Regions from separate parts of the Mus musculus genome. Here region 1 is linked to region 2. The links are chromatin loops, found by intact Hi-C in ENCODE. Cell type or tissue: heart. All regions are shown on one strand.

The links. A loop is a pair of places that touch in the nucleus more often than their neighbours do. Peaks named below come from ENCODE experiments on the same cell type or tissue, not always from the same donor. Only the 100,000 strongest peaks of a DNase experiment are listed, where the experiment ranks them.
Region 1: a loop joins it to region 2, with 9 times the contacts of the local background. A loop is called at or near these places in 37 of 42 quality-filtered maps.

Annotation. Positions count from the first base shown.
Region 1 is chr5:99,201,323-99,203,822 of GRCm38, forward strand. No RefSeq gene overlaps it. Among named protein-coding and RNA genes, the nearest start is that of Rasgef1b, 50 kb to the right of the region's middle. In heart, CTCF peaks have their summits at 1,212 (motif pointing right) and 1,416 (motif pointing right); a DNase peak (open chromatin) is centred at 1,329; H3K4me3 peaks cover 256 bases.
Region 2 is chr5:99,890,882-99,893,381 of GRCm38, forward strand. No RefSeq gene overlaps it. Among named protein-coding and RNA genes, the nearest start is that of Vamp9, 14 kb to the right of the region's middle. In heart, a CTCF peak has its summit at 1,393 (motif pointing left); no DNase peak of the experiment used is centred here; H3K27ac peaks cover 328 bases.

The DNA of each region.
Region 1 (2,500 bases), 690 kb before region 2:
TTGAAGGCTATTTTGTTAGATACTACAATGGCCACACAAGCTTGCTTCTTAAGTCTGTTTGCTTGGAATACTTCTTCCAGAAAGCCGATGGCTCTGAATCCATTCGGTTCAAGATGCTTTTTGGGTTCTTCTGGAAGAAGGATGCCTAGGTTTTTGGACTCTACTGGAGTCATATTGTCCCAGTTGTTATTTACTGTGTTTTTTATGCTGTCACCTAGGGTTTGGGAAGATTGTAATTCTAGATGTTTAAATCTGCTTTTATGTTGTTGGATAGGTGTTTCATTCATTGGTTTCTGTTGCCCTCTCTGGTTTTTAGGAGGGTCTACTAGTTGTGTAATATCTAGTAGTTAATTCTTCTGGGTTGCTGCCAGGAGTGACCACTAGGGTTTCTGGGTAAAATGTGTTTCTACGTATTGGGATCTGATGCTGAGGAATTCGGATGGACTAGGAGGCAGGATATGAGATGGTCCGCAGTAGGGAAAAAAAGCAGTGTTGTCTGCTAGGATCTGTTTATTCCTCTGGGAATGGGGGCAGAGAGTGAGGAGAGGCCACAACAGCTAGTCTCTTATGGACCTGGAACGAGATTAGAGGATGGATGTGGAGGAGAGGAGAAAAAGATCTGAAGCTCACCCACCTGTTTCTCTGGTCTGCTTGCTTCTCTGTAGGCTTGACTGGCGAGTTGCTAGGGATGCCTACTGGAGTCGTGGGTTGGGATAACAGGATGGAATGATGGGAAAAGCTGGAGAAAACCTGAGTAGTCTGCTAGAGAGCAGAGGAAGACTGTGAGTCGCCATTGTTGAAGTGACCAGCACTTATAGACACTTGGTGTGAATTCAAGTGTGCTGGACACCCCTTTCCGTCTTGAAGGGATGGGGAAGTACAAGAAGCTTTGGCAAGAAGTGTGTGTGTGTGTGTGTGTGTGTGCGCGCGCCCGCGTGTGCATGTGTGTGCCTATGTGTTGCTGGTCTGAGGAATGTATACATTCACACAGAAATGGCCAGGCTACAACTCTAAAGGAGCAAATTCCTTTCCTCTACAAAAGGAAGATATTAATGTCAAAGGTAAATTGGACTGCGGTCATGGTTTTTCCTAAGGATGAATTCTGACTTCAAAGGTCCTGGCTTCTCAAAAAGCCGACAATACCTGCCAGGTAAAAACCATGGTTCTTCTCACAATTCCCACAAGATGGCAGCATTTCACCAAAGATGTCCCTCTCGTTGCCTATAAGAGAAAGAAGTGGAAATCAGTAGAGGACTAGTTGAGAATTCATAAAAGCAGAAAGAGCCCCAAATAGTTCCAAACCCTGGTGGCCCTCCAATTAAATGAAGCTCTTTAGCTTGAGCAGTTGCCTTCTAATACAATGGCTTCCCGCTTCCTACTTCTTAAAACAAGGCCCATCTGATACTCCAGTGCCGGTGCTGTGTTCACCACATGAGGGCGGTGAAGTCCCTTTGACGGCAGAGGATCGATAGTTCTGAATCTATTTTTTTGAAGATGCTTTGGGTTCTGGGACTGGATGAAGGGTGTCCAGTCACCTCTTGGCACCATGGAAGCCACTCACTCTTTCTCCATTATCAGTCTAATCAATATGGTGATTTTCCTGCCTTCAGCCCCCATGGCTCTACAGTTGACCGAGCCTTCTTGAACTCTACTTCAGGCTTCTTCTGAGCTCCCAGCTCAGCCCTATCTGATCCTTTTTGGGTTCCGGAGAAGAGGGAGTGCTATCAGTATCTGTAGTGAGTGTACTTGGAGATACATGCTGACGATCACAAGATGGGTGACTCTGTCACACTGGAGACAGAGAGAAGACACGAGGAGAGTCACAAGTTTGGTGTTGCTTACAGTAGTGGTACAGAACCGTCTCCACTCTCTTGAATTAGGTATGCCTCCAGGATCAACGGTAGCTTTGAGAACAACATCAAGGCTGTTGTGGATCCTTCACTCCACCCTCCCGCACCAGACTCGAGTCAGCGTCCGCTCTTACACCATAGCATGCTATTGCTTTGGCAACCAGTTCTTAGGTCAGCATTGCTGGAGAGAAACAATGGAGAGGATTCAGGAAAAGCATTTAGATGAAGAAAAGCAAGAAAAAGAGGCTTTCTGGGGTGTAAGTAGCTTGAGGTTTATTGGGGATAAAAGGGGGTGGGGAATAAGTGAGTGGGTGGACAGATTGGTGGATGTTGTTCGTAGAGAGGAAGTAGGCTTTGTAAAATCTCTTCAGTGTCTGCCCCACCCCATCCCTGCCACCCCTGTATTTCAGGATGCTGTCTGTGTCTCTGTCTGCCTTGCTACTTCTCAGATTGTATCTGGTGCTGAGTGAGGCAATACTTGTTGGCACTCCCAACCTACACACTCTGTGTTTACAGACAGTTATCATATCATTAGTCATTGCCTAGCAAGTACCGCTTTCATGTTTCCACATCTGGGTCCCTCCCACCCCCTCAGCTGTGTGTGCCCCACTCTCTGATCTCCTTCCAACACTTCCTTCTTCTTCAGACCC
Region 2 (2,500 bases):
AAGCTACTCTTCTTTCTAGTCATGTTTCTTCCGAATCTTGCTTCCCTCAGCCCCAGGAAAAGAAAAACTAAAGTTGGATCTTATGAACAACTATATTTAATATTATGGAATATTTATGAAATATTATCAAATAATAATAAATGCACAGTTTTTGTCAATGAAGGAAGCAAATAAAAATTTTTCTAAAAGTTCCATTGGGGGGGGAGGGCTAGAGAGATGGCATAGTGGTTAAGAGCACTGACTGCTCTTCCAAAAGTCCTGAGTTCAATTCCCAGCAACCACATGGTGATTCACAACCATCTGTAATGCAATCTGATGCCCTCTTCTGGTATCTGAAGCCAGCAACAGTGTACTCACATATATAAAATAGATAAACCTCTTTAGAAGAAGGAGGAGGAGGAAGAGAAAAGTAAGGAAGGTGGGAAGGAGGGAGGGAGGGAGGGAGGGAAGGAAGGAAGGGAGGGAGGGAGGGAGGGAGGGAGGGAGGGAGGGAGGGAGGGAGGGAGGGAGGAAGGAAGGGAGGAAGGAAGAAAGGAAGGAAGGAAAGAAAAGAAAAGAACCTTTTTAAAAAGTTCCTCTTTTTTTAACAATTAAAGTCAAAGAGGATTAATCAAAGTCTTAGTATCAAAGAACATTCTAGAAAAAGATGGTCGGGCCACATGCCACATGGCTGTCCTACAGCAGGTTTAATGCCCCATTCTGTAAGGAGACTGAAATCAGAGGAGGTAAGATAACTTACTCCCTTCCCAGGTTAGAAAGGGGCAGCATCACTGCTGTCTCGCATCAAAGGGATGAGAAAATGAACACACCCAATGCTTGCGTATGATGTGGCAAGGTGAAACTAACCAGGAACTTCTTACCCACAACAGCCTGTCATGTGCAGCTTGAATACAAAAGCAGAACATAGGGATAACTTTTCAATCGGCAAGTCAAGAAAAAGAAAAAGTCATTTTGGGCACAAGAAAACAAAAGTTTCAACAAGCTAATCTCAGAACCGAACACATGCTCAAGACAACCCCACCGATCTGATGTGCAAGCAGCTAGAGGCAGCTCTGGAGAGAGGGCCACAGGGAAAGGAGTTACACTAGCTCCTGGTCGGCTCCTCAGCACTGGATAGACCAAATCTCCACCAAATCCCACATCCCCCCTCCATAGTCATGCTAACTCTGGAAGGTTTCTTACTATTTTAAACATACGCAGTGGTGCCTTCAAACCAAAGATAAAGTTACGGTTCTCTTCACGGCTCCTGTTTGTAAACTGAGCCTGACCTGAGATAGCCTGGTTGGTTTGAAGCAGTACACTCCCACACTCACTTGCTTTAGCAGGTTTTGGCCTTAGCTAGAATGAACAGCAGTTTTCAAGCCATGCATTGAGTAAGAGCGCCCTCATCAGGCCCCAGCTAACATGCTGGTATGTTAGCAGCCTAAACTGCCTCTTGCCTCCCACAATAGGAAAGTTACATAATTGATAAGCAAAAACTGCAGAAATATATGCCAGCTTTCCAAAAACTTTCTCCAAAGCCATATGACCCAAATTCTCATTTAATAAAGGCAAGGCGGTTTTTGTGAAAGTAGAGAAAATACTAAGGTTTAAAACTGTATTTGTTTAACCCCATCTGTGATCCTGAACACATCTCTTAAGCATATTTTACTCATCATCGTTAAGATGGGATGACCTTTAGTAAGTCCCCCTTTTCAGAATTATATCATTTTAAAGTTCACTTTTTATTACATCTTATTTAGTGGGGATGGTTGATCTTTGAAACCTTTAAGCCCACCCTTAGTAATCGACCTCCTCCAACAAGGCCATATCTACTTCAACAAAGCCACACCTCACAATCCTTCCCCAACAGTTCCCCCAACTAGGAAGTATATATTCAAACATACACCCATGGCTGCATTCTCATTCAAATGAGTATACTGAACAAGTTTTAAGTACAATTTCAAAGCTGTTGGTTCCTGCCAAGGCATGTGTGCCACCATTGTACCTTTAGGGAAATCACGCCATGCTGGTCATTGCTTTCGTTCATAGGCATCAGACCTCAGGGAGGAAGCCTTTAGGTCAGATCCAGTTCAGAGCCTCTAAGTCCTGTATCCAAAGTATATGGTCTCTTCAGCAATCTGGATAGGCCCCACCTCCCAATGTGCTGTCAGCTGTCATCTAAGCCTTTAGCTCATGGATCTATGAGGGATGCTATTCCAAAACATAGCAAGCCCCTTATCAAAGTTTTGATCTCTGTTTATTTTCTGAGAGACAAAAAGAATATGAATTCAGATGGGAGGTAGAGGTAGGGAGGATCTAGGAGGAGTTAGGGGAGAGTAAACCATATCAGAATATATTGTATTGTGGTGATTTTAATGAAAATGACCCCCATAGGCTCATAGAGAGGGGCACTATTAGGAAATATGGCCTTGTTGGAATAGGTGTGGCCTTGTTGGAGGAAGTAGATCACTTCAGGGGTGGGCTTTGAGGTCTCATATGCTCAAGCTAGGCCTAACGT